Regions from separate parts of the Homo sapiens genome. Here all the other regions are linked to region 2. Evidence: chromatin loops called from intact Hi-C (ENCODE). Cell type or tissue: PC-9. All regions are shown on one strand. Links, peaks and the distances in the headings refer to the core of each region. The heading gives the core; the rest is flanking DNA.

What was found. Hi-C counts contacts between places; a loop is a spot of excess contacts. Peaks named below come from ENCODE experiments on the same cell type or tissue, not always from the same donor. Only the 100,000 strongest peaks of a DNase experiment are listed, where the experiment ranks them.
Region 1: it touches region 2 in a loop (17-fold over the local background); 4 of 110 quality-filtered maps call a loop at or near these places.
Region 3: it touches region 2 in a loop (5-fold over the local background); 5 of 110 quality-filtered maps call a loop at or near these places.

The regions. Positions count from the first base shown.
Region 1 is chr3:42,829,000-42,835,978 of GRCh38, forward strand. All of the region lies in intron 2 of ACKR2 (atypical chemokine receptor 2), which reads left to right. It overlaps LOC124909373 (a long non-coding RNA gene), which reads right to left. Exons shown (of 2, transcript XR_007095895.1): 2 at 4,732-6,960. Among named protein-coding and RNA genes, the nearest start is that of ACKR2, 23 kb to the left of the region's middle. In PC-9, for the core only: CTCF peaks have their summits at 1,535, 2,448 (motif pointing right) and 2,649; DNase peaks (open chromatin) are centred at 352 and 1,562; H3K4me3 peaks cover 240 bases; H3K27ac peaks cover 1,502 bases.
Region 2 is chr3:42,437,604-42,448,756 of GRCh38, forward strand. No RefSeq gene overlaps it. Among named protein-coding and RNA genes, the nearest start is that of LYZL4, 33 kb to the left of the region's middle. In PC-9, for the core only: CTCF peaks have their summits at 6,397 (motif pointing left) and 6,596; a DNase peak (open chromatin) is centred at 6,428.
Region 3 is chr3:42,501,167-42,512,319 of GRCh38, forward strand. VIPR1 (vasoactive intestinal peptide receptor 1) reads left to right here and starts at 1,477. Exons shown (of 13, transcript NM_004624.4): 1 at 1,477-1,647. The coding sequence starts at 1,570. RefSeq lists enhancers at 1-548, 6,191-6,485 and silencers at 1,076-1,175, 1,236-1,735. In PC-9, for the core only: CTCF peaks have their summits at 6,407 (motif pointing left) and 6,621; DNase peaks (open chromatin) are centred at 6,325 and 6,845; H3K4me3 peaks cover 839 bases; H3K27ac peaks cover 2,010 bases.

The DNA.
Region 1 (6,979 bases), core at 1-4,000, 390 kb after region 2:
GGAGCATCAAGCCATCTGAAATTGGACGGAATTAAAGAGTTAGAAAAGGAACAGAGCAGGTGTCCTGGTATAGAGTGGACTTGAACAGGGTGAAAGAATGGGCGATCTTTGGATGGAGAGAAGGGGAGAAGAAAATGAGGGTGAGTAAAAGGCCACAGAGGTTGGAATGTGTAAGATACACATTTCATCAATGCAAAAATACCAGAAGGTGGCAAACGTGGACTTTGGTAGAGGCATGGCACAGGAAAATTGCTGTTCATAAGTCCACATAGGTGTGTCAGCTTCCAAACAATATTAGCTCACTAGATGCAAATGAATTATCCACATTACTCTGTTCCAGGCAATAGCCCCTATTGAGCTAGTGACAAAGGTAAACCATCTCTGACTCATCAGAAATTCTCTTCCCAAAGAAGTGAAGGGAGAAAATGGGAGTGGTAGGCCAGGAATGAGGGGCAATTCTGGTTGGCCCAGGGTGAGTCACTTTCCCTAATGTTCCTACCAGGAGATCAGGCCATGAGCTCTTGGCTCTGCTGCTCATTCTTGTCACCTTTCCCCCATATTCTAGCTCCCTCGGGTCACTCATCCTATCACTTTTCCGATAGGGCCGTGGAGTTGTACCCTCTCTAATTTTATAGATAGGGACCCTGTGGCCTAAAGAGGATTGGGGCTTGCCCTTCTTCCTATAGCACAGTTGGGACTAGGAGAGGGACCTCTTGACCATCAACCCCTTGCATCTGCACTCTGTCCTCTGCCATGTGACGTAACTCTTTTAGTCTTCATGCCAACTGAGAGGCAAATGAGACACAAAACAGAACATGGGAAAACTTGAAGGGGCTGTACCTTGACTGCAAAGGGCACCGGGGTACATGCGTAGAGGCAAGAAGAGTTTAGGGGCAGCAGGTCATCCTACATGACCCTATTCTCAAAAGAAAATCAGCCCCCATAATCCAGTTTCAGGTCTCATATTCCAAAACCTAAACTCTGAACTAACAAACATTGTGATTCTTTCATAGATGTCTAATATTTACTAAACAAATATTGGGACTTGTTTTCAATACCCTCTTTCAAATACCCCTTATAACAGGGTTCATATTTCTCTTCCTGAATGTTATGAGGCTTCCTCTTTCCTGCCTAACTGTCCCAAGGCCTCTCCTCCTCCAATGACCATGTGGCAATCATAGAGGGGGTCTTAGATAGTATTCCTGTATCAAAGGAAGTATGTCTAAGGAATTGGAGGATGCTGGTCGTTAGCCTCTGATTGATAAGCACTTCTTATTTATTTAATTTTTTTTTAAAATAGAGATGGGGGTTTCACCCTCTTGGTCAGGTTGGTCTTGAACTCCTGGCCTCAAGTTATCTCCCTGCCTCAGCCTCCCAAAGGGCTGGGATTACAGGCATGAGCCACCACGCCCAGCCTTTGATTGATAAACTCTTCTTTCCTCTTCCTTCATTCTGTAATGCAACCCCTAAAAGTGGCAAAATCTTGTTTTAAAATTTTGTCTGTCCCCTCCCCCAAATTTGGCATATTGAAAACAAGATATGGAGCAATAGTGACTCTGAGAGGAGAAGAGGTGTAGTGCAGGACACAAGAAGCTCCCCGCTGGTGAAATCCTGTAATGTGTTTCTTTCAAGTCCCCCTCCCTGCCTTTGTCTCCTGGTGATGAGGTGTAAGTTCTGCCTTTTTTCTTTTCTTTTTTTTTTTATTTTCAGAAAGTCTTTGTTGCTTCAGGCAAGCATCAGAAACTGAATCTGCTGGGGTGTTGGTTGGACTGTGTGGCCTCTCTTTATCCCTCTCTTCCCAGACCCCTCAAAATCAGGTGCATTCTATATCCCCTTAGGCTAGATAGACATTCTATGGATGCTCCGGTCTGCATGAGGAAGGGAACTCCAACCTCCCCCAAGTCAGTTAATTTTAAACATTTTGGTCTTTTTTCTGTATAATTTGGGATTGGTGTACCAGAAATGACTAAAAACCTGTGGTTTTCTGAGAGTGATCCTGGGACTATAATTTTCTGAAATTAAACTTCAGGCAAAAAAAATAAAAAAAAAGAGAAGAAAAGAAAAAGAAAAACAGAAACTCTCATCGTGGCCAGATGGAGCCAGAGATTTGTGAGAAGACGAGGCTTAAAGAGTAAAAGGCTATCAGTGTGCGAGATGGGTTGAAAAACAAAAAATAAAAGGTGAAATCCGAGACTGCCACGCTCACCTAGGAGAAGTTGCAAAACCTCCTTAGTGATGTTGGGAAAATTCTTTTCAGTGAAAAGTCTCTTATGGACCTGTTAAAAATATCCCAAGAGCAAAACAGCAGACCCCCCACCTTTAAAGGAGGTGTACCTTTTGTCACTTAATGCCTGCCTGTTTCAAATCCAACCTTCATTGCTTTGTGACGTTAAAACATTTCTTCTTTGCCAGCTGGCATGATGCTAAACTTTATCAGCAGGGGGCGCTGGAGGGCTAATTTCATTGGCCAATGGCAGTGGTTTCTTGCCCTCCAGCTTCAGTTGCCCAGGATGCTGCTTGCCAGTTTTGACCCATAGTTTCCTGCCTGCTAGCCCCAGCTGCTGAGTGTGGATGAGCTCCATCTAGGGCAACCCAGTTGAACATCTGTGCCATCCAGTAGCTGCAATCGCACCCTCTCAAAGGAGGTCTGCATCCTAGCTTTGGGGCAGGGCTCCCTTCTCTTCCAAATTAGTACTTTTGTAAGTAGTCTCCCTCTGCCTAGGATGTTCTTTAGAGTTCTCTTCAATTCTCTTGTAGTAGTTACTTCTCTTCAAATAGTCAATACATCTTTATATTAAACTTTCCCTGTTCAACTTACTGTGGTTACTGTCTCCTGACTCTCCTTTCATGGACCATGATGCCAAAAATGCAATTACTAGTAGGTGAAAGGTTTGATAGTTTCAAAATCAAGTGAACATAGGGAAATACATGGGCCTTAATATCACTAGAAATTTAAAGAGGCAGAACCAATTTATTCAGCCAGAAATTATGTCTATGAATTTTGTACTTAGAATTGGTATTAAATCATTGTATGGTTTAATGGTAGTGAAATGAAACACAAAACTTTGGAGACTGAGATTTTTGGAAAGATAGAGATGACCCTCCCCTTTCCTCTAGTGGCAACTGCACCAAGAACAGCCTAATACCAGAAAGCCTCCATCTCTTAAGATGTCATGACCCTTAATTGTTAGAAATTCATTGCCATCAGGCTAGGCGTGGTGGCTCATGCCTGTAATCCCAGCACTTTGGGAGGCTGAGGTGGGCAGATCACTTGAGTCCAGGAATTTGAGACCAGCTAGGCCAACACAGTGAGGACCTGTCTCTAATAAAAATACAAAAATTGGCTGGGTATAGTGGTGGGCACCTGTAATCCCAGCTACTCAGGAGGCTGAGGCATAAGAATCACTTGAACTGGGGAGGCAGAGGTTGCAGTGAGCTGAGATTGCGCCACTGCACTCCAGCCTGGGTGACTGGGCAACAGAGCAATACTCTGTCTCAAAAAAAGAATAAAAAAAAAAGAAAGAAAAAGAAAAAGAAAATGTAGTGCTATCAAATTAAGAAAATGCAAAAACCTGCACCAGTTCATCTATCAGATTAGGGCACTCCATCACCGCATACGGAACGCACAGCAATGAAATACTCTAGACCAGTGCTGTCCAATAAAAACAGGTGAGCCACCATATGATCCGTATGTGTCATTTTAATTTTTTTTTTGAGACAGAGTCTCACTGTCGACCAGGCTGGAGTGTAGTGGCATGATCATGGCTCACTGCAGCCTCAACTTCCTAGGCTCAAGCGATTCTCCCACCTTAGCCTCCTGAGTAGCTGGGACTACAGGCACATGCCACCACACCTGGCTAATTTTTCTATTTTTATTTTTTTGAGATAGGGTCTGACTCTGTTGCCCAGGCTGGAGTACAGTGGCACAATCTCAGCTCACTACAACCTCTGCCTCCTGGGCTTAAGTGATCCTCCCACCTCAGCCTCCCGAGTAGCTGGGACTACAGGCATGTGCCACCACACCCAGCTAATTTTTGTGTTTTTTGTAGAGATGAGGTTTCTCCACATTGCCTAGGCTAGTCTTGAACTCCTGGGCTCAAGCGATCTGCCCGCCTTGGCCTCCCAAAGTGCTGGGATTACAGGCATGAGCTACTGTGCTTGGGTTAATTTATAAATTTTTTTGTAGAGATGAGGGCTCACTAAGTTGCCCAGCCTTAAATTTTCTAATAGTCAACATTAAAGCCCTAAAGAGAAACAAGTGAAATTAATTTGAATGATGTATTTATTTAACCCAAAATATAAACAAATTATCTCAAGATGTAATCAACATAACAATGAGATATTTTGTTTATTTTTATTTTTTATTTTTTAAAGTATTTTTTATTTCAATAGGTTTTGGGGGAACAGATAGTGTTTGATTACATGCATAAGTTCTTTAGTGGTGATTTCTGAGATTTTGGTGCACCCATCACCCAAGCAGTGTACACTATACAATTATTAATTATTAATGAGATATTTTACATTCCGTTATTTGTACTGTCTTTGAAATCTGACATGTGCTTTATGCTTGTACTTCTCAGTTCAGACTAGTCACATTTCAGGTGCTTCATGGCCAAATATGGCTAGTGACTACTGTACTGCCCAGTTCTAGAATAGGATTTGACCACACATACTACTTAGTGGGAATGACGATTTGAGAGATCATTTAAAAAAAAAACTGCATTACAAAACCAGACTTCTGTGGCTTTATTGATCATATTAATATTGTATTTTAAGGCCATTTTCTTTTATTGGATACAGATAAACATATTAGTGATTATGTGTGTTTTTTTAGAAACCCAGATTTTCAACCCTGTGTTGAGCAAGTCTTACAAGAGCCATTTTTTCAACAGGATGTGTTCACTTTGTGTCTCTGTGTCACATTTTGGTAATTCATGCAATATTTCAAACATTTTCATTATTTTTATTTTTATTTTTTTTGAGACAGAGTTTCGCTCTTGTTGCCCAGGCTGGAGTGCAGTGGTGCGATCTTGGCTCACCATAACCTCCACCTTCTAGGTTCAAGCAATTCAGCTCAGCCTCCCGAGTAGCTGGGATTACAGGCATGCGCCTCCACGCCCGGCTAATTTTGTATTTTTAGTAGAGATGGGGTTTTGCCATGTTGGTCAGGCTGGTCTCGAACTCCTGACCTCAGGTGATCCACCTGCCTCGGCCTCCCAAAGTACCGGGATTACAGGCGTGAGCCACTGTGCCCAGCCACATTATCATTATTATACCGCTATGGTGATCTGTGATCAATGATCTTTGATGTTACTATGCAATTGTTTTGGGTGTCCATATAAGACGAGAACCTAATGGATAAATGTTGTGTGTTTTCTTTTTTTTCGGTAGGGAAGACAGGGTCTCACTCTGTTGCTTAGACTACAGTACAGTCACACGATCATGCCTCACTGCATCCTTGACATCCTGGGCTCAAGTGATCCACCCACCTCAGCCCCACAAATATGTAGGACTATAGACTCGAGCCACTATGTCTGGGTAATTTTTTTTATTTTAATTTTTTAATTAATTAATTAATTTATTTATTTACTTATTTTGAGATGGAGTCTCACTCTGTCGCCAGGCTGCAGTACAATGGTGTGATCTCGGCTCACTGCAACCTCCACCTCTCGGGTTCAAGTGATTCTTCTGCCTCAGCCTCCTGAGTAGCTGGGACTACAGGTGCGCACCACCATGCCCAGCTAATTTTTTGTATTTTTAGTAGAGATGGGGTTTCACCATGTTGGCCAGGATGGTCTCGATCTCTTGACCTCGTGATCCACCTGCCTTGGCCTCCCAAAGTGCTGGGATTACAGGCATGAGCCACTGTGCCCGGGCAAATTTTTTTTTTATTATTATTTTTTGAGACAGTTTCTCACTCTGCTACCCAGGCTGGAGTGCCAGTGGCCCGATCTCGGCTCACTGCAGCCTCTGCCTCCCAGGTTGAAGTGATCCTCCTGCCTCAGCTTCCCGAGTAGCTGGAACTGCAGGCACGCACCACCACCCTTGGCTAATTTTTGCACTTTTTTGGTAGAGATGGGGTTTTGCCTTGTTGGTCTTGAACTCCTAGGCTCAAGCGATCCACCCAACTCGGTCTCCCAAAGTGCTGGGATTACAAGCATGAGCCAGCACGATCGGCCTGAATTTCTTAATGTTTTCCTTCACTGGGCATTTAGGACCTTGTTAAAGAAGGCCTTTCATCTCCAGAGCCCATGAAGATGCTCTCCCATAGCATCTTCTAGGCTTTAAAACATTCAGAGCTTATTTGCTGTGTGGTGTTGGTGAGGGCTCTAATTTTTCTCCCCGCAACCCAGATAACCAGGGTCACCCAGTTAACAGAGCTTTAGAGTCCACGTTGCTTTCCGTTGCTCACGTCTTCACTGACTGCTCTGTTCATCTGCCTATCTCAGAATCACACCCTTTCTCCAGGACCACTCTCCTTCTGCTGGAAGTACGTTCTTCAGTGAGTTCCTTGAGTCTCACTCTCCTGAGTTTCGTGTTGTGATAAATTCTGTTTCCCATCTGGAAATGCCCTTTACCGTGAGCAGATTCTTGAACAACCATCAATTTCAACTCCTGATTCTAATTTGATGGTGAAGAGTCCCAAGTCACACTCACTGTATCCCATGGCTTCCGGCTCCCACTGTGGCCACTACGAAGTCTACTCTCAGTCTCAGCGTCTGCTCTCTGTAATCTGTGCTTTTTCCTTGGCTGCATTAAAGATCTTCTCTTTGCCTTTGGTGTGCTGCAATTTCATTATGATATGGGTGTGGATTTCTGTGCTTCCTGATTCTGCGTATTCAACCTCCACTGAAATGGGTGACTCGTGGTTCCCAGGTCCCTCCTTCCTCCTTCTGCCCACCCGAGCCTGGGCATCTTACTATGGGGTACAGTTGGGTGAAGGAGCATCATAGAAGCACCCTAGAAGAGATGATTGGTG
Region 2 (11,153 bases), core at 4,479-8,478:
AAGAGAAAGAAGCTAGTCATGAAAGTCTGTATGTATGTTTCCATTTATATAAAATGTCCAGAATAGGCCAGGAGAGGTGGCTCACTGTCACCGTCACTTGCTTAAATACTGTGTTTCAAACCTCTGCCCACTCTATTCCCAGTGCTTTGGGAGGCCAAAGCGGGCAGATCACTTAAGCCCAGGAGTTCAAGACCAGCCTGGGCAACATGGCAAAACCTCATCACTACGAAAAAATGCAAAAATCAGCCAGGTGTGGGGGAAGACAGCTGTAGTCCCAGCTACTCAGGGGGCTGAGATGAAAGGATCGCTTGAGCTGAGGAAGCAGAGGTTGCAGTAAGCAGAGAAGGTGCCACTGTACTCCAGCCTGGATGACAGAGCAAAACCCTGTCTCAAAAAAAAAAAAAAAAAAAAAAAAAAAGGCCAGGTGCAGCGGCTCATGCCTGTAATCCCAGCACTTTGGGAGGCTGAGACAGGTGGATCACTTCAGGTCAGGAATTCAAGACCAGGCTGGCCAACATGTGAAACCCCATCTCTACTAAAAATACAAAAATTAGCTGGGTGTGGTGGGAGCCTGTAATCCCAGCTACTTGGGAGGCTGAGGCAGGGGAATCACCTGAACCCAGGAGGTGGAGCTTGCAGTGAGCCAAGATCGCGCCACTATACTCCAGCCTGGGCAACAAGGGCAAAACTCTGTCTCAAAAAAAAAAAAAGTCCAGAGTAGGCAAATCTATAGAGACAGAAAGTAGATTAGTTTAGTGAGCACCTAGGGATTGGGGAACTTGCTGGGGTGATGAGGAGTGACTGATAATGGTAAGGAGGTCAGTGGAGGATGAAGAAAATGTTCTAAAATTAATTGTCATGATGGTTGCACAACTCTATGACTATCCTAAAAACCACTGAATTGTATGGTATATAAATTACATACTAATTTAATTGAGAGAGAGAGAAGCAAGGTACTTCCCAGTCTTTGAGCCATGCAAGCCTGTGTTGAATACCAGCTTCGTCACTTACTGGTCCTGAGGTTTGGGGCATAGAACCTCTCTAAGGCTCTGTGTCCTTATCTATAAACTAGGGATCTACATACCTACTGTGCAGGGTTGTTGAATAAGATCATGTGTGCAAACTGCTTAATAAGTTTATTAGAGCATAGGAAAGACATTTGGCCTTAGATGCTAATAGTAATGCTAATAATAGTGGATGTGTCTTACACACCCCAGAAGGCTTTCCATTCGCCCATTCATTCAATAAATACAAGGCCCACCCTGTGTCTGACACTGCTCAAAGTGCTGGGGATACATCAGTGAACAAGTCAAAGTCTTGCTGGTATGAAACTGACACTCTAGCAGGGGGAGGAATAATTAACAAACAGGCAGATATGGCAAATACCAGATGGGGACAGAGAGCCACCTCCAGGCCTGCTCCTCAAAGCAGCTCACTTTCGTATTGTGCATATTTGGCTTTTAAATAAGGTTTTGTTTGAATCTACAATCCTCAAGGCTTAAACAATGCCTTTCAAAACCTCTGCCCACCCTATTCCCAAGAAATTGCATGCTCCACATTGGAACATACACGGTATCTCAGGCGTAACTGTTCTTTTCTAATTGATCCTAATGATGTAACTTCAAACAGGCCCCCCTCCCAAATCCTACGAAATTGAATTTTCTGTCACCTTCAGTGAAAATTATGCTTCCTAGCAAATGCAATTCCAACTAGTCATCGAGATTCGTGTCACTAATGGGGCCTCATGTCTTTCTGATTCAGTTTGAATCTTTTGAAAATGCCTTGATTAAATTTGGATCTTCCAAAAATGTCAGTGACTTTGATTCAGAAAGTGTGAATTCTCAGCAAGTTTGCCAAGTGTAGGACGCTTCTCTTCATCACACATTCACTTTCTTCAGTGACTAAGGCCTATGTCTTACACAAATGGGTACATTTTTAGCCTGATGGCTGAGGAGGAACACTCGCCAGAATTAGCTGCCCGTGTCCCTCTGTCTCGCTGGTTCACTGTGCCGTGTAGGTAACGTCATGCCCAGGTCTCCTCAGTCTCCTGAACACGTCTGCAGAGACATGTTCTAAGCTTACTGGGCAGATGCTCCATTAGGAAGAGATGCAGGGACATTGCAGCAACATCTGCCAGAAGTTGTGCTTGGCTGGAAGAAAGCACTTCTCAATTTCCAACAGTCCCTGAAGCCTCCTCTCCCTTCTCATCTCAGTCCTGATCACACGGCAGATGGATGGGCTGGGATTCTCTGCTGTGATGCATTTGGCATTGGCTGACAGAGCAGACACAATGGCAGTGCCCTCTGGGAAGCAACATAAAGAGCTGATTGTTGTATTTTCTGACAGATAATAGGGGAGAAAGATGTGAATAAACCAGGTGCACTTGTCCTTTAACAGACTGATAATGGTGACAGAAAACACCCTAGTGGCCATGGAAACAAAGAGTTGGGACAGGAATAAGAATGGAACTGTGGGGAGATTTCAACAAGTCCCTCTGTGTGTTGCTGGAAGATACTTGGAAATGTTTGCTGCATTTCCTCATGCATCCCAGTTCTTCCTCAGCCCCAACAGCAAAGACTTCCAGCAGGGAAGGGTTGATACAGCAGGGATGGGAGAAGAAGGGAGTCAAAATCTTGGCTTGGCTTTTGAATTTGGAAAGTCAACTTTGAGTTGTAAGAACCCAAAGGAAATTTACAGGTAACCTAGAAACTTCCAAGGCCTGAGATATAGATCAGGGCTAGTTTTGCCTGCTTCAGAAGAGAGGAAGTTTCTCAGGGCAGAGGTGGGGAGAGAATGATAAGGGGCAGCAAGAGAGAAAGAAAATAGGAGCTTCCCTGAAAATGGCCCTGCTCCCCAACCCACCCACCTGTCACCAATAGGGGATGAAGAATACAGCAGAGACCTCAGATGGGTGCAGAGTGGGGTGGGGGATCCTAGGGACCATGCCTAGAGCTGCCAGATAAAATGCAATGTTTGGGGCTGGGCAGGGTGGCTCACGCATGTATTCCCAGCAGTTTGGGAGGCTGAGGCAGATGGATCACTTGAGGTCAGGAGCTTGAGACCAGCCTGGCCAACATGGTGAAACGCCCCCTCTACTGAAAATACAAAAATTAGCTGGGCATTGTGGTGCATGCTTGTAATCCCAGCTACTTGGGAAGCTGAGGCAGGAGGATCGCTTGAACCTGGGAGGTGGAGGTTTCAGTTTGCCAAGATTTTGCCACTGCACTCCAGCCTGGGTGACAGAGCAAAACTCCGTCTCAAAAAAAAAAAAAAAAAAGCAATATTTGGGACATACTTACAATAAAAAACTACTTATCGTTTACCTGAAATTCAAATTTAACCGGGTGATATGTATTTTTATTTGCTAAATCTGGCATCCCGATTTGCACCTCCTTTCTAGGGGAAACCTAAAGAGCCTCCTCACCCCAGCAGGTGAGGAAGACAAAGACAAAGAAGCGATGCTGGGGAGAGAAACCATGGGGTGCCTGGCGGAGCCTGCAACAGGAGAAGGAAAAGCTCTGCCTCCGAGGAAGCATGAGACTCCACTTCTGGGTGAGGGCTTAGAAGTCGAAATGAGGAGGACGCAGTTGCCACCTGCAGGGAGCATTCCATGGGCGTCAGAGGGGTGACAGTTTCATCAGACAACACCAGTAGGGATTGATAGGGTCATGCAGACAAGATTGCACATGCATGCACACACACCATGTGCCTCCACACAAAAACAATAAAAGTCCATACTTACTGAGCACTTGCTATCCCAGGAACTGTTCACAGAACTTGATGCTTACTATTTTCTAAGTGCATTATATTCTCTTCTGTCAGCTCTTCTAATCCTTGCAACAGTCCTATGAGGTAGGCATTTTTATCTCCATTTTCCTCATGAGGGAACAGAAGCAAAGAAGTCATGTGAGTATCCCAGACTCACCTAGTTGGCAGGTGGCAAAACTGGAGTGTGAGCCCAGCAGTTTGGTTCCTGAATCTGTACCCTTAAACTTCCGTACTCTGCAATCTGTATCACTTGGGGTTGAGTGTGACCGCAAGTAACCAAAAACCCCAATTCACAGTGGCCAAAACACAGAATTTTATTTTATTTTGTTAAACAACAACAACAAAATTCCAGAGGCAGGCAGGTCAGGACTGTTGTAACAGTTCCATAAAGCTCCTTCTGGAATTCCCTCTGCGTTCACTGCAGGTGACTTTCAAACTTGTGGTCCAAGAGGGCTGCTGGAGCCTCAGCCATTATATATGTGTTCCAAGCAGCAAGAGGGAGGAAGGAGGAAAAAGAGCAGTTCTTTCCCTCTTCTGGAAAGTCACATATGCCATCTCTTAGTGACACAGTCTCATCTTGCTGCAAGAGAAGCTGGAGTAAGTAATCACTTGGCTGATTGGCAGTGTGCCCAGCTACAATCAGGAATAAAAGAAGAAAATGACTGTTGAGAATTGATAACATTCCCTGTTACACAGCCTCTGGAATTTTAAAGTCCCTGGAATTATAGGTCTGTAGTAGATTTTACCGCTGCCCAAATCTCTCCCCCAGCTCACCATGGATGGAGCCAACAAAGTAGGGTGTGCGGCATCTTAAGGTATCTGCAAAGGGCTGAGGAGGCTGGAGGCTGAGATACAGAGAAGTTCCCAGGAATCTGCCCCCAATTCCTCTACCTCCCATTTTGAAGCAAATCACTGTTCTGATTTCTATCACGATAGGTTAGTTTGCATTTTCTAGAGCTTCATATAAATGGGATCATAGAGCATAACCTCTTTTGTGTCTGGGTTCTCTCATTCAGCATTATGTCTGTGAGATTCATTCCTGTGGGGTGCATCAGTCATTCATTTCTTCTTATTGCTGTGAGGTGTATTCCATTACAGGAATACACCATAATTTGTCCATTCATCTGTTGAGGGACACCTAGTGTGTTTCCAGTCTTGAACTATTATGAATAAAATCTCACGAATATTTTTGCACAATACTGGATGCGGATATTGCTTTTCACTGCTGTTGATTAAATGCCTAGGAGGATAATTATAGGACAGATCGACCTAAGTTATAAGGCAAGTAAACACTTAACTTTTTACGTAACTGTCAAGTAATTTTCTGAAGTGGTTGTAGCATTTCACACTCCTCCAGGCGGTCTATGAGTGTTCCAGTTGCTCCACATGGTGAGTTCTCAGAGGAGTCCCAAGGGCTGGCACCATATCCTTACCTGGGCCTTGAGGGCCTGGTCCTGGCTAGGTCAGCACATGGAGCTCCAGCCTGGGAGGCTGTGGCAGCGTCTCCTGCAGGGCAACCACAGCAATGCATGGGCTGAGGGATTCCAGAGCAGGAGCCCGCTGCAGCAGCCTTGTGATGTGAGGGCAGTGCAAGGCAAAGACATTGCCAGTACCATGGAGATGGTGAGCCCACCACAGCGAGTGCTCAGGAGTCTCCTGCCATCATTGGCATCAGCAGTAGTCTGCCAGGAATGCAGGAACACATCAAGATGTGTGAAGGGGGATTAGGCGATGCATTTTGGACACTCAGGATGGGCACCAAAGGGAAGTAATGGCCCCAGAAGAGTGCCAGCAATGCCTCCCTCGCAAATCCCCACATATTCTAAGCAGCCAGGCTGCAGGACTGCTTCTCATTTGGAGTGGAAGTAATTTGCAAGAGTGGTGGGAGCTGTTTCTCCCAGCTGCAGAAAATATTAACGTCTTGTGGAAGACTCTTTCAGCAGAATCTTAGGTCCATGGGTCACGAAGTCTGGAAAGTTGACAAGGCTTTGGGGTGGTGTGATGAAGAAGCATCTCTCTTTGTATTTTTTCTGATTTTGCTGTCTTCCTTCTTCATCAGAAAACACGTACTCTGCCATGGGCTGTAGCTAGTGACAGCAACATGGGAGCCGACCAAAACACCCCCTGGTGTTAGATGTGGTATAGCCAAGCAGTTATACAAGAGAGCTCTGAAGCCGACTTACTGGGTTCAAATCCCAGCTCTGCCTTACATTATCTGCATGATGTTGGACAAGTTGCTGAGCCTCTATGTGCCTCAGTTTCCCCACCTAGAAAATGAGGATAACAGGGTATGTTTTGCAGGCTTTTCTGAGGAATAAATGAATTAATAGATGTAAAGATCTTACAGCAAGCCTAAACCTAAACATAACAAGCCTCAGTAAATTATGATTCTGGAAGATTGAAGCTTAGCTTGAAAGCTGCTACAATGACACAATTAGTTCTGACAACTACACAAATTTATCAGTATAGAGGAAGAATCTCAGGCACAAATCCAGCCCTTTACCCAAGGCCTACAACCACTAAGTGACAAAGCAGTAATTCCCATTTTACTGGGTAGCTCCAAAGCTTGGGCTCCATTCCTCATGCTCCTCTCCTTTTATTACACGGATTGCCTAAAGCCTTAGGAACGTGGCGCCACTGCCACCTACTGGTGATGCTGCCACATGGCCCATGGCTGGGGCTCTCACTGAAGCCAATGGGACAGAGATGGAAAGGGTGTGCTCAGAACAGAGGACTGCCACAGGGCAGCCTGATCAGTGGAATGCGACAGGGTCCCAAAGGCTCTCTGGAAACCTTGTACCCAGAGGGCTTGGATTCTAATCTGAATCTGATCGCGGGATCAATCTCTCCTTCAAATAAAGGCACTTTGAGATCAATGTTGGCCAAGGTTTGTATGTGTTGCTAACACATTGTAAATCAAAAAATATCTGATATAGTTTGGCTCTGTATCCTCACCCAAATCTCATCTCTAACCGTAATCCCCATATGTCAAGGGAGGGACCTAGTGGGAAGCGATTGGATCATGGGAACAGATTTTCCCTGTGCTGTTCTCGTGATAGTGAGTTCTCATGAGATCTAATGGTTTAAAACTGTGGTACTTCCCCCTTCTCTCTCTCTCTCCTGCCACCTTGTGAAGAAGGTGCTTGCTTCTCCTTCTTCTACCATGATTGTAAGTATCTTGAGGCCTCCTCAGCCATGAGGAACTGTAAGTCAATTAAACCTCATTTATTTATGAATTACCCAGTCTCCAGTAGTCCTTTATAGCAGCATGAAAACAAACTAATACAGAAAATTGGTACCGGAAGTAGGGTTGGAGCCCCCACACAAAGCCCTCACTGGGGCACTGCCCAGTGGAACTGTGAGAAGAGGGCCACCGTCCTCCAGACCCCAGAATGGTAGATCCACCAACAGCTTGGACCATGCCCTTGGAAAAGCCACAGGCACTCAAAACCAGCCCGCAAAAGCAGCCACAGGGGCTGTATCCTGCAGAGCCACAGAGGCAAAGCTGTCCAAAACCTTGGGAACCCACCCCTTGCCTCAGCGTGTCCTGGATGTGGAACATGGAGTCAAAGGAGATTATTTTGGAGTGTTAAGATTTAATGAGGCCAGTGCAGTGGCTCACGTCTGTAATCCCAGCACTTTGGGAGGCTGAGGTGGGCAGATCACTTAAGGCCAGGAGTTCAAAACCAGCCTGGCCAACATGGAGACACCGTTTCTACTAAAAATACAAAAATTAGCCGGTGTGGTGGTGCCCACCTGTAATCCCAACTACTCGAGTGGGTGGCTGAGGCATGAGAATCTGGGAGGCAGAGGTTGCAATGAGCCGAGATCATGTTACTGCATTCCAGCTTGGGTGACAGTGTGAGACTGTCTCTCTCTCTCTCTCTCTCTCTCTCTCTCTCACACACACACACACACACACACACACACACACATACACACACAGAGATTTAATGAGTGCCCTACCAGGTTTTAGACTTGCATGGGGTCTGTGGCCCCTAAGTTTTGGCCAATTTATTCCATTTGGAACAGGAACATTTACCCAATGCCTGTACCTCCATTGTATCTTGGAAGTAACTAACTTTGTTTTTATTTTATAGGCTCATAAGCAGAAGGGACTTGCTTTGTCTCAGATGAGACTTCGGACTTGAATGTTTGAGTTAGTGCTGGAATGAGTTAAGACTTTGGGTGACTATTGGGAAGGTATGATTGGTTTTGAAATGTGAGAGGGAGGTAAGACTGGGGAGGGACCATGGGCAGAATGATATGGTTTGGCTCTGTATTCCCACCCAAATCTCATCTCAAATTGTAAGCCTCATGTGTCAGGGGAGGGACCAGGTGATTGGATCACGGGGACAGATTTTCTCCATGCTGTTCTTGTGATAGTGAGTGAGTTCTCACAAGATCTGATTGTTTAAAAGTGTGCTGCCTCCCCCTTCTCCCTCTCTCCTGCCATCTTGTGAAGAAGGTGCCTGCTTCTCCTTTGCCTTCTGCCATGATTGCAAGTTTCCTGAGGCCTCCCCAGCCATGTGGAACTGTGAGTCAATTAAACCTCTTTCATTTATAAATTACCCCGTCTCAGGCAGTTTTTAATAGCAGTGTGAAAATGGACTCATATAGTATCTGAGACAGGTCTCAATCAATTTAGAGGTTTACTTTGCCAAGGTTAAGGACCATGGCCCGTGACACAACCTCAGGAGGTCCTGAGAACCTGTGCCCAAGGTGGTTGGGTTACACTTCGGTTTTATTACATTTTAGGGAGACAGAAGTTACAGGCAAGGCATAAATCAGAACATGGAAAGTATACATTGGTTCAGCCCAGAAAGCCAGACATCTTGAAGCAGGGGGCTTCCAGGTCATAGGTGGATTTGAAGATTTCTTGAGGTTAGATAAGGGAGGTTGTGAAAACCAAGGTTCTTATCATGTAGATGATGCTACCAGGTAGCAGGCTTCAGAGAGAATAGATAGCAAATGTCTCTTATCAGACCTTAAAAGGTGTCAGACTCTGGAAAAGACCTGGTAAGGGAAAGAGATTCTCTACAGAATGCAAATTTCCCCCACAAGAGACTGTTCAGCAGGGCCATTTTAAAACATATCAAAGAAATATATTTTGGGGTAAAATACTTTGCCTACTCTCTGTCATGTGTTACTATACTAGAGTCACATTGGAATGCTGTATCTTACTGCTACAAAGAGTCTGTTTTGCCATTATTAAGATCTCTGTTTTAATGTTAATTCTGGTCAGTTGTGCCTAAATTCCAAAGGGAGGAGGTTATAATGAGGCATGTTCAACCCTACATTCCCATCAAGACCTGAATCAGGGTTTCAGGTTTCTTTGAGATCCCCTTGGCCAAGAAGGGGTCCATTCAGTCCATTGTGGGGCTTAGAATTTTAATTTTGGTTTACAACATCAACGTGTTAGCTATTTACCAGATTACCCAGCTCTTGTGCAAGAGAAAGGTCAAGGAATTGGAACATGGGACAGGTGAGTTTTGATGAGGATGACACAGTTCAGCAGGGCTCAAAGTACAGGGCCTCACCCAGAAGGTCAGCTTTGGATGGGGGCCCTGAGGCGAAAGCCCCTTTTATAATTTTGCCTTTCTCCACGAACTTCCCCACTTGGGTGGAAGAATGGATAAAAACTCTTAATGAGACAGACAAAGCCCTCTGTGCTTTGGGTCTTGCTGATGTGTCCAGCCTCATTCCTCCCAGCCCCACCTCACACTCTAGGACAGTTCAGCACTTTGGGTGGATAGTTGTGACCTGGACTACTTTTTACAAACTCATTTTCTGGGAAATGCCCTTCACCCCCACTACTAAGGCCCCTATAGTACCTACTCCAAAGAACCTTACACATTGTATCCCATGTGAATGGCATCCTATGTGAGTGGCATCCCTGGGTCACAACCCCTTAGACTACAACAGGAATGGTGCCTCTGGGCCTTGTACAACTTGGCAAGATGTCTACTACTACCACTACCATTCACATGAGTGGACATGTGGACCTGGCCTCCAGACCATACATAGATGACAGGTTCAGTGTGAGCTTCAAAATCAAGTGGGCTGATCAGAGTGCTCTCACCCTCGAAATATGAAACTGATGTAAGAGATTCCAAGCTCAGATTGGCTGGAATCTCAAATAAAGGAGGTGTTGGTGGCAGCCCCAAACTGTATGTTGTGAGTGCCCTGGCCAGTACCACCTTTTCAGGGTGGTACACCCATCCCCCAGGTGCTTATTGGCTGCTAACATGTCAAAGCTGCCCCTGCTCTGGAAAATCTCCTACTGCACAGAGCCCACCCCACCCCAAGCCAATAGCCTCAGAGGTACACAAGGGCAGCCCTCAAGGCAGGACAACTCTGCAGCAAATTTACATCCCAAAGGCCCCTCCACCTGGGTCAGGCCACCGTCCTTGCTCAACTCTGCTCCTTCCCTATCCTCCTTCTTCCCTCCATTACAGGCTTCTCCTAAACACACTACCCCAACAGATGACCCAAATCCCTGTTAGGCTCTACCTCTAGGGAATTCACCCAAGGCAGACATATTCTATCACATAAACTAGAAACAAAGGAAGCCAGCCTGTGGGGAGAGAGTGACAAAGTCTCTCTTCTTTTTTATTTTTATTTACTTATTTTTTTTTGACAATTTCTTGCTCTGTCCCCAGGCTGGGCTGCACTGGTGTGATCACAGCTCACTGCAACCTCAACCTCCTGGGCTTAAGCAATACTCCTGCTTCAGCCTCCTTAGTAGCTGGGATCACAGATGCACACCACCAGGCCTGGCTACTTTTTAAATTTTTTATTGTGTAGAGACGAGGACTCACTATGTTGCTCAGGCTGGTCTCAAACTCCTGAACTCAAGGAGATCCTCCCACCTCAGCCTCCCAAAGTGCTGGGATTATAGGCGTGAGCCACCATGCCTGGCTGGGAGTCTCTTCCTGACCAAACTTTAGACAGGCTCCTCTGAGCCCTCTTTTCAACAAGACCTCAACTTTGGCCTTTGAAAAACTGCACACTCTCAGCACAAATACTTTCATCCACCTCCAAGCTATAAGATGTGCAAAAACACTAATATAGTTTCTAATAGCTCAAGACCACATCCATAGGATGACCCTAGACCTCTTAGTGTACTCACCTCAGAAACCTCAATGCTGCCAGAAGAACTTACTGTTTGCTCCAGACAAAACCTAGTAACAGACAGGCCCCTGAACCTCTCCCCACCTCCTCTGAGCAGTTACTTTAGAAAGCTGCTCACAGTTATGAATCCTTTCTCTTCCCCTTTAAAATGTAGATCTTCCACCACCCAGAACTGTCTTCCCAAAGACATGAGAGCCATCTCTTTGAAATGCAAATCTCAGCGCTCTCCCTCTCCCAACTCAGGGGGCACC
Region 3 (11,153 bases), core at 4,101-8,100, 63 kb after region 2:
AGAGAGAGTGGAAAGAAAGTGTAAGTACGCCCTGAAGAAAGGGCCAGGGCACTCATCCCTTCCCGGCTTTCCCCCACTCCCCTCAAGCCCACCCCATGGCAGCATCCCAACGTTCCCTCTCTGTAGGGAGGGAAGCCCTGGTGGGTCCTCAGGGAGCTCCTGCGCGCCTGCTGTTCAGCCAAAGCCTAGCGCGGGACCTCCTTCAGGTAGCCGCACATTCTGCTCAGGGCTCTGGGACCCGCTGCCCTCTCCGCCTCTCCACTGAACTCCGCCTCTCCTTCTGTCACACGGCTCCGCCAGCCACTCTATCCTGCCGCCGCGACCACATCTCCAGCCTCGATTGTGCAGGCTCGAGCCCGTAGAAAGAGGGCTAGCAGCCACCTGCGCTTGGTCCACAAGAAGACGCGCTCCCAGGGCGCAGAGCTGGTGACCCCGCTCCCCATGCCAGGGACGAATAAACGAGAAAAGGGGCTGACCCGGTGTCACCCAGCGGCCGAGCAGCCGCCCCTTGGAAGCTCAGCACCAAAGGCAGGCGGCCAGGGTCCTGGCCCCTCTCTGGACCCCAGTATCCCCAGCTGTAAAATAGGGAATGCAGGAGGAGGACGACGTCTGTGGATCGTTTTAGGTCAGCTGCGGAGTCGGCCTGCGGGCTGGGAGCAGACCTCGCTCCCCACGCGAGGGCGCTGGCACTTCAGCCCAGCCTCCCTGGGGAGGTGCCCTGGACGAGACCCGCGAGGGTGCGGACACCTCATCCTCCCTGGAGCAGGTCTCCCGAGGCTTGAAGGGCCAGGGCACCCAACAGGTGCTGAGCGCGCCCCACCAGGTCACCCGGGAGCAGGGAACACCAAGGAACCCAGAGTCGGGCCTCTTTCGAGCCCTCGCTTCCTCTCGCCTGGCTTCTTCGGCGCGAAGGATGAATTGGGGTTGTTGAAAATTGATCAAACAACCCGATCTCTGTCAGCGCCTGGACACTTGCTGGGCCCCAGCTCGCAGCCTGGGAAGATAAGTGGCACTTCCTGTCTCGTAATCGGATTTGCGCGCACGAACCCTCGGAGACGCACAGGTGGGAAATGGGGAGGCTGGCGGGGAGGCCTCCTGGAGGAGGTGGCTCCGAGGGTAGACATGAGGAGCGCCCTGGGATGGGGCTGAGGGTGGATACAGAGGTGGGAGCTTGCGAAGGTCGTGAGCTAAGCATGGAAGGATGGAATGTGTTCGGGTCTCGAGATTCCCGGGTGATGAGCCCGGAGGGGCGAAGGCCTATAAATGTCTCACGACGGAAGACCAAGGTGTGGGATTGGCAAAGAGAGAGCAGAGCTTCCTCACTGGCAGGGGCTCCCCAGCCCCGCCCCATACCTGCGCGGCGGCCCCGCCTCCACCCATCCATTGGCTAGATCCGCCGCCCGTCAGACGAGCCCCCGGGGCCCGCCCCCAGCCCTGAGCTGCGCCTCTTAGCTCTGGGGCCACAGCGCCAGCGCCACTCTGCCAGGCTCCCGGCCATCGCCCGCCTGGTGCGCCGCCCGCCAGCTCTTTGCCCGCGCGGGGCCGCCCGCCGCGGGCTCAGGGCAGACCATGCGCCCGCCAAGTCCGCTGCCCGCCCGCTGGCTATGCGTGCTGGCAGGCGCCCTCGCCTGGGCCCTTGGGCCGGCGGTGAGTGTTCGCCCGGCCGCCCAGAGTCCCGGCAGCCTGGGGGTTGCGGAGGGCGGGGGAGGTGGGGGATGGCGGGAGCCGGGCCGTCTGTGCGCGTGTCTGTGTAAGAGGAATAGGGGACATCAAGCATCTCGACTCGCCTCCTCCCACCGCTCCAGACCGAACCTAGACGCGAGGGCTGGGATATTGGTCGTGCCCAGTCCCTCCCAGCGCAGCCCGGAGCAGGCACAGCATCAGTGGAGGGGCAGCGGGGAAGAGTGGGCCCCAGACTTGCCTTCCTTGTCGTGGTTGTGGGTGCGCAGCGGGGTGGGGCGGCCAGTGGGTGCAGAGTCAGGTACTGCGGCCGATTGAGATGGAAGGTTTGGTACACCGTAGGTGAGAGGGAGGATGTGAGGGGCCGTTCTTGTGTGCTGTGACCGTCTGGAGGTGCCTGTGGGCTGTCAGCATCAGAACCAGTGCTGGGGGCCCCAGGACTTGAGAAGGGGTTCTTGGGATCAGGTGAGTGACAGGCACATCCCTCCGTGTGCCCTCCCACTGAGCAAAGCAAAAAGGTACCAGACCCCAAGGTGGAAGCTGGTGGGCAGTGAGGGGCTAAGGGTGGTGGTTAACAGGAGGGGCCAGGCCTGTACATGGAGAGAGCTGAGCAGGGAGCCAATGCCAACAAGCAGTGGCCTCCCTCTTCCTCCCACTTCTGCTTCCTCTCAACGTGGGTATGTGTATGCCCTTGATACATGTGTACTCGTGTGCCCCATGTGTGGGTGTGATATGTGTTCCTGTGGATGGCTTACCTGGGCTGGGAGGCAGATGCTGATTGAGGCAGGAGATGCATGGATCATCTCACTCTAGAACAGGGGAGACCTCAGCACTCATTGAGTCTACTGAAGCCCATTTTACAGATGGGCAAAGCGAGGTCCAGAGACACAAGAGCCACATCTGTCTCCCACCAGTTAGACCTAGACAAAGGTTGATTTTCTCCCTACCCCAGACTTTGAGTAATCTAGAGTTGCTGCTTAGGCAGGGCCTTAAATGCCCACTCCAAGTTGGCTGGGGGAGGGTGAGGAATCTTGATTATCTAGTTCATTCTCTCCCATGGTCACTTCCCTTACCATCACCTCCACCAGAGCAGGTATCTCTGTGTTTCCATCTAGCGGATGTCTTGAGCACCCTGGGAATGGGAAGCTCATTGCCTGTCCTAGGAGCGGACCTCTGACAATTGGCAGGAGCCTCACCTCCACCCATGACAGCCATGAGACCCACCTCCTGAGCACTCAAAATCTTACCAAGCTCTGTCCCAGAGGCCACAGCTCTGGCACAACTTGCATGAAGCCTTCAGGCCTCTCCAACCACCATCTGGCCCTCCCAACCCCAGGTTCAAGCCACTCAAACTCTTCTTGGATGAACCGGGGATCTTGGGACCACTGTTGTCACCCCATTCCTCCATCCCGAGAAGCTTCTGAGCCCAGGGGCAGAGTGGATTCAGAGAGGTCTCCTTTCACACCAGGCCACTTCTACTTCACACTTCCTGAGACAGCCCAAATCTGTCTCCTCCCTCCAATGCCTACCCTCCCCCTGTCTTTCCACATCTTATTCGTTTAGTGCCCAACTCTATCTCCTCCTCCAGACAGCCTTCCCTGATTGCTCCAGCCAACTCAACCCTTCCCCCTCTAACCCCACCCTTCAGCCCTACCCACCTCCCAGGCTGGGCTATTCTGGCCATCCTATAAGGTCAGGGGCTGGGGTCTCTTACATCCCCATGTTTCTTACAGCCCAGTGCAGGGGCTGGGTCCACAGAGAGAGGAGAAGGGACTCAACCAGGACTGGGTGAGGGCAGGCTGGAGTGAGGGGTCCCTATTTCCCTCCCTGATTCTCCCTCCTCCCCACCAGCTACCAATCGCTCCCTCATGGAATGGGGCAAACCTGCTCTAGCCGGACTCGGTGTGACGGCGGGGTGGGGGGGCGGGGTGACAGGAGTTATCAGAGTCATAAAATGGCAGCTGCAAAGTTCAAGTTGAAGGCCCAAGGCCTTATCACTCCTGTTTATGGTGCCCTGACTTCAGCCTGGGAAGGAGAAATCTCTGAAAAGGGAGGCAAAAAAAAAAAAAAAAAAAAAAAAGGAAAGAAAACCTCCAGTGTCTCAGAGGAGGAAGTCTGCCCCAAGGCCACCTGTCAAGCCTTCCACTGCCCCTGCCCCCCGGACAGCAGGCACAGGGACTCCTCATCCAGAAGCAGAGCTGCTCAGGGCAATGCCCAGTACGAGGCTGGGGGAGGAGGGTCACAGGCCTCCTCGTGGGAAATTCTCTATCTGGTGTGGGAGACCAGACCCAGTGACTTAGGAGAAAGAGTCCAGGTGGATGTGGGGTACAGCCTCCTAGAACTGGGGCAGGGGTTGCTGAGAGGAACAGTCAGGGGAGGCTCCTGGAAGAAGCAGGACTGTGCCCTAAAGAGTTTGACCAGATGGGCCAATCTTTCACCCTAAACCATAAAACAGCCTCTGTTGACAGGACCAATGGGCCTGCCCCCAGAAGGAGGAGTCCCAGGGACTGGGAGAGGCTCGACTTCTCCCCAACTCTGAGGTTGATCAGTGGCCACAAGCTCCTGAAGGCCTTGCCTTGCCACCGGCATCCTGCTGCCCCTGCCACCTGCCTCTAGCCTCTCCAGAGGCGGACCACAGCTGCCCAGGCCCTCTTGGCCCCCAGCAGGCCACCCTGTGAGCTTTGGGAAACATGGCTGCATCTGGGTCAGGCCTCCTCCTCAAGTGAGGTTACCACCTCAGTTAGGCCTGGCCAGGGCTCCCAGGGTACCATGCTGGAAAAGCGAGCCCTTTTGGAAGTTTCTACCCTCCTGTCCTGGTGCACTAAGACTATGCCTTCTCTGAGGTTTGTGGGACATCCTTGGGGAGCCCAGGCTGGAAACAGGAGAGCTGGTCCTCACTCCACTCCATGGCAATGGCTTGACCTTGGGAACATCTTTAACTTTTGTGGAAGGGCCTCGGGTTCCTCACCACAAAAGGGAAGGTGAGAGGCCTCCGCCCAGTGTGCAGGAGAAGTGGGAGGAGAGGGTTAGGCTGGAGCCAACTCTGCCTCCTGAGTGGGACATAATCTACCCCTGGAGCACCAGGGTCTCTGTGAAAGGGGGTTTGTCTTTCAAGCAGGACTTCTGTGAGCTTTGAAGGAGGTAAAGGTTGTGAAGGTGGCTATGTGAACTGTGTGACTGTCATCCCTTCTCCTACGTCCCCAGCTTGGGAGCCCTGTGCAAACTTATACAGCTATTTCTGGCCCCCATCTTCCCACAGGTTCCCAGGGCAGCAGGAGTCCTGGGGAATGGGGGACGTTTCCTCATTAGGTGGCCAAAACATTTTGGGGGTAAGGCTCCAGGCCTAGGTAGGCAATGGGGCCTCTCAGAGCAGATGGGCCTTCACAACGTGGGCAGCCTCAGTGGAAATCCAACATGGGCCATGAGACCAGGGTAGGGGCTCTAACCTGCCACGTGCCACAACTCTGCCATTGCTGGGCCCTTCACTGTGGCTCCTTTGGCCATGGAGCAGGGAATGGGGCCTGGGGACTATGTAAAGCCTAGTCCCTTTCTTAAATCCTTCTGTTCAACCCCCAGATTCTGCCTTCCCCTCTCTGACTTCTTAACACAAAATGATTTTTATTGTACCCATTGAAAATGTCAGTATGTACTCTCTCACATAACTTAGAAGTATTTCCTTTTTTTCTTTTTTTTCTTTTTGAGATGGAGTCTTGCTCTGTCACCCAGGCTGGAGTGTGGTGGTGTGATCTTGGCTCACTGCAACCTCCAGCTTCCAGGTTTAAGCGATTCTTCTGGCTCAGCCTCCCTAGGAGCTGAGATTACAGGCTCCCGCCACCATGCCTGGCTAAATTTTGTATTTTTAGTAGAGACAGGGTTTCGCCATGTTGGCCAGGCTGCTCTTGAACTCCTGGCTTCAGGTGATCCACCTGCCTCAGCCTCCCAAAGTGCTTGGAATTACAAGCATGAGTCACCACGCCTGGCCCCTTAGAAGTATTTCTGAAGAAGAAAAAAACAGTTTAATCTCTCCACCACGTGTATAGTGTTTTAAATTTTTACTTTTTTTGTGAAAATTTTTAAACAAGCAGAGACAACATTATAATGAACGTGCAAATACCCAATTCCGAGGTTTGACAATTGTTAACATCTAACAATTAATATATGCTTCATTTGCTTTTGGGCTGAAGTATTTTAAAGTAAATTATAAACCTCCTGACCTTTTACCCCAAATCATTTCAGAATGCATCTCTAAAACCAAAGGACACTCTTCTATATAACTATGATACTGTCATTACACACCTAACAAAATTGACAGGAATTGCTTAATATCTAATATTCAAATATCCCCAGCCGGAATGTAATGAAGTGCCACAGGATGAGTGGTGATATTATCCAGGGCTTGGTCTTCTCGCAGGAGTTTCATGTCTGTGTCTGACGGGACTGTCCAGCGAGCTGGCAGGGAGAAAGCAGGGTGCCTTGGCAGTGAGCCTCAGGCTAGCCTCCACTGGGAGGACCCAGTCTTTTCGTGCAGCCCCTCTCATGCGGCCCATTATCTCTCAGGAAGTGCCTCCTACTACCTAACTTCAAAACAAGTTCTTCCTGCACAGCAGGTCACCAGAGGAGGGGGAAGAGGCCACCAACCAATCTCCATGTACTAAGGACTCATAGCCTTGTGGCTGCCTGTGCTGGAGTCCAGCCCTCTGCAGGTGGCTCCAACACCAACGTCACCCACAGGCACTGTGTTTATAAGCTGAGTCCTGCAAACTCCAGTTCCCTAGGTGTGGCCAGGATCGTGAACAAGCAGCAGAGGATTTAAACTAAATGCTTAGCCTGTGTTCCTCTGCAAATAAAGGCTTCATGCCCCCAAAAGAAACCTTCCAAGAAGAACCCTTAGATGGGAACAAGCTAAGTGTCTGTGCTTGGGTTCTGCTAATTATGAGAGCCCTTGTCCTGATATCACTCTGAGATGTGGAAAGTTCTTCTTACCCAAAGCACAATCCTGTATCCTTATGTCTCCCCCTCTTCCTCCCCATCCCCATCAACACTCACACAGCAGTTCTCATTCTCTTCTTCTACCAGAGCTCAGCCTTCCCCAAGAGGAAGTGAGGCTGGCAAAAAAAAAAAAAAAAAAGAATTTGCAGCGGGGAGGCTTTGGGCTGTTGGCTAAGGGATGTAAAAATACAAGGAAGAGAAATCAGTACGGGGCGAAGGTAACTGGCAGACTTGAGACCTCTGGTGGGTACGGCTGGCACTTGTCAGTGGGTAGGACCTTCAGCCTACCTGGGGTTATGCAAGGCACTACGGCTGTGGCTAGGCTTGGATGTGGACAGCAGGGGCAGCCTGGCATGAGGACTGGACTAGAGCTTTGGCAGTCGCTGCTAACCCCCCTGGTGCCTGGCTGGTGTCTTTTACATGTGACCCTCAACCCCAATTCTAGAAGTAGGTGGTATTGTTATTGTCCCCATTTTATAGATGAAGTTGAGTAAATTGCCCAAGTCATCCAGCCAGGAAGCAGCAGACAGTCTCATTCTGGAACCTGTGGTCTGAACTAGGCTCTGCCACCTCGTGAAGAGGGGCTACTACTTCCAGGGTGGGCGACGGCGTGTCACATGCTGCGCTGGGACTTTAGATATTTTTAAAATTAGTAAAATATAGAAATCTGAATTGACAGCTCAGTGAATTGTCACATATGTGTACACCTGTGTCACCACTGCCCAGGTCAAACTATTATACATTCCCATCACCCTAGCAGGCTGCCCTGCAATGAGGGGAAGTCTTATTTTGATTTCCTTTAGTGCTCTCTGCAAAGCTGGGAGCATGTTTCTCCTTTCTTTTGTGACTCCTGGATCCCATGATCCAACTTATGTCCTTTACCCACTCCTTTTCTGCCCTTCCTCCTCCCACCTTTTCTCTCCTCTCTCCCCTCTTGCCTCCCAACTACAAGGGCTGCACGTTCTCGCCCACTCACGTGCAAAAGCCAGCAAGGATGGGAAGGTGAGCTGCTGTCCTGTGTGCCTGTGATCACACTGCTTTCTCTCTGGCTCCTCCATTCCCCCTGTGTCTCTTTTTTACCCCATGATTTCAGCAGGGGGCTGGCAGAGTAGAGTAAATAAGTCGTGAGATATGAGATGGTTTCTGTAAAGGGCTAGGGTCATGTGGGAGAGGGTAAATGAAACCACTCCTGAGCCCCCTGTCCTCTACTCCCCATTCCCCTGCCTCCATTAACAGTTGCAGGCTGGAAAAAAATAAAATAGCCCTCTTGACAAACCTCAGAAGCACAAATCATCCATGGAGGCTCTGCATGCTTGGCAATTTGCAGACAGTTCTTTCTCCTGCCTCACCTTATCCAGCCTGCTGCATTCTGTGCTCCTCTCAGAGACCAGCTTCTCCTCGGAGGGACTCATGCTTCCTGCTGTGCTACTTGGCTCCTCCTGCCCTAGTTCTCTGGCCCCAGATGATGAGGCTGGGGCTTCTGATTCGAGGCAGTAGCTGTGGTCTCAGGCTTCCCTTGAGGGGATTGAACATGGCCTACGAACCTGAGCATGGCCCACCCTGTCTTTCAGAGCCCCTTGCATCTAACAGCTACAACTCCCAGCATCTTCACCCATACCCCCATCACCACACCTAGCCTTTGCTCCAGATCTCAGAGAACCCCACATGGACAGGAAAAAGCAGGGCTTTCTCTCTAGCCCCTCACCAATTCCTATGCTTGACTGAGCTCCAAAAAGTAAGCTTAAAGGCAGCCTGACCCTGCCGTTGAGCTGAGGCTAGAGAGTTTTGGTCCAGGCTGGGCTCTCAGCACCTTCTTTGGGGCAGGAGTTCCTAAGCCCAGAAGGGACCCAGGCTGAAGAAGACTGAAGAAGTCCACAGCATCTTCTCCATCCTGGTCTTCTTCTGTCCTCTGCCATGGGGCTAGCGGGATGTGGGAGGTGAATGACAGGGAGTTGGCAGGAGAATCCTGAGTCTAGTTGGAGACAGGGACTAACCAAGTCTTGTTCATTCCACCTGCCCCCTCCTCTCTGTGCCCTCTCTTTATACCCACTGTCCTGCCCAGGCTTCATCAGTTCCTGCCTGGACTGGTGCAGTAGCTTTCAGCCCCACCACCTGCAACCTGAGGGATCTTTGTAAAATGTGTATCCCCCATCCTCAGTCTCCTGCTTCAAGTCTCTGTTGGCCCCCATGGCCTAGGAGTGAAAGCTCACACTTGAAAACTGGCATTCCAGGCCCTTCCCAATCCTACCCCAGTCTACATCTCTCAACTTGTCTCCTGATGCCCCCAGAACTCCTTGCTGCAGCTACACCAGGCTTCTCACAGCCTTGCATGTATTAGGCATTTTCATGCCTCCATGCCTGTGCACACGCTGCTCTACTTTCTGGGGTGCTCTTACTCCACTTCTAATTGTCTAACTTGCACATCCTCCATGACCTACCTCTACAGAATGAGTACAGCATACCCATTCTGTAGGAAGCCCAGACTCCAGCTATATCCCACCCTGGAACACTTCCCTGACATCAGTAGACTTGGCTATATTCAGCCAGGGAATTTTTCAACTCTCTCTGTGTTCCTGAAGTCCAGAGGGATAATGAGGATGTTTAGAATAGGGAAATAAATAAGTGGGAGAGGAAGTCCAAAGTCTGCCTGAATTCCTTAGTGATAAGGACTAGAGGGAGCTGCCCTGGCCCGGTCCCTCAAAGGGCAATGGTTGACCAGAGGGTCCAAGGCGAGGCTGTGTTGAAGGATTGATGCAGTCCAGACCAGCGGTCAGAGACTTAGGTCCCATCTGGGAATGCGCATTTGCTGGGTGACCTCAGGTCCCTCTTTGGGTCTCCATTTCCTCTACCCCTCCCCAGATAGGGCTCAACACTAAACTAAATTGTGACAAAGAGAGAGCTCATCTTCCAGACCACACCCACTGTTTCATAAACACCACAGGCTTCGGTACCCACCCCTCCTTTCTCTCCAAACTGCCTCTAAGGAAGGGCTGTGTGTCTGTGCTGCTGAGGGGGCAGAGTTGGCTGGAGAAGTTGACCCAACACTCTTCTACCCTCAGAGAGTCGCAAGCAGAAGCTGCCAGAAATCCTAGGCGCCCATGGTGATTGGGAAACAAATATTTCTTGGCAAACTATATGGCCACAGTCCTGGCTTAAGAAGGCCCAGAAAGTGAGGGCGTCCATTATCTTGTCCTCAGAGGGCAAGGCTGGACACTTTTGTTTACAGCGACCAACAGAAAACTCAACTGATCCAAGCCATAAAGGAAAGGCATCAGCTCATGTTGCTAGCAGTAGAGCTGGTTTCAGGCATGGCTGCATTCACAGACCCAGACAATATTAAGAGAACCTGATTTTTCTCCATCTCTCTATTCTGCCTTCAGCTGTATAGTTTTTATCCGTGTGTTCCACTTGTCAACAAGAAGACAGCAGAAGCTTGAGCCCTTGCTTCCTTTAAGGTTTCCAGTCCAGTGGGGAAAAACCAAATTCACTTTCTTAATCACTTAATCCAAAGTCCCAGGAGTGAGCCTCCTGGCTCTGAGTAGCCTGACTCAGGCCATGTGTCAGGCACTGTGGCCAGGAATGCTCTGATGGACTTAAGCCTTGGTCACATGTCAATCCCCTGGAAGAGGGTTCATCAGAACTCCATGAACTAGAGGTAGGGAAGGAGGTTGTTTCCCAGACACAGATGAGGACATGGCACCAGAAGAGAGTAAAGGATGGTGGAAGGCAGAAACAAGAGATATCTGCTACCATCCATCCTGTTTTGACGTTACAGTGTTATGAGAGATAAGAATGGACAGGAGAATCAGGAGACGCTGGGAAGGGGCCAGAAAGCAGAAAGAACCCTGTTGCTGGTGGGAGATGGGGTTGGGATGGTACCTTGGTGAGAAATGTGCTCCAAGACAGGCAAGACAGACCAATGATGGGACACAAGGCAGGGTAGCCAGTACCCAGATTCCTCTTCCAGAAGCCACCTCTGAGATCTTCCTGGCCACTATTCCCCCTATACTTGAGGATGAAACAGCCACAAATCCCTTGAGACAGAGTGTCTTGAGCATTTCAGCCTGAGTAACCCTTATGGGAAGGAGAGAAAGCACATGACCCCAAAGAGGAACCACAGACAGTTTCCTTGAAGTCTCCTATCTTTTAACAGTTATACGAGTAACTGTATCATGCTCCATCACACAACTGTGTTACTTTCAATAAGTTTTAAATGACTTACCAGCTAATGTCTTTACCCCCATTGGCTGGTAAAGGTGCAAGATGGAGCTCGTGCTCACTGTGGCTTCCAGGGCAACAGCACTTAGGCAGGTGAGGTCTGGATGCTGGGGAAATCTAAAGGAGTCCTGGAGAGGGAGGCCTTCCCTGGACCTGGACGAGGTCAACCATGGTGCTAGCTGCTTCTGGGAGTGTTGGCCTGCAGGTGACCTGTGAGACAGAGGCTCCACCAGAGAGCCCTCAACAGGAATGAGAGAGCTGTTTGG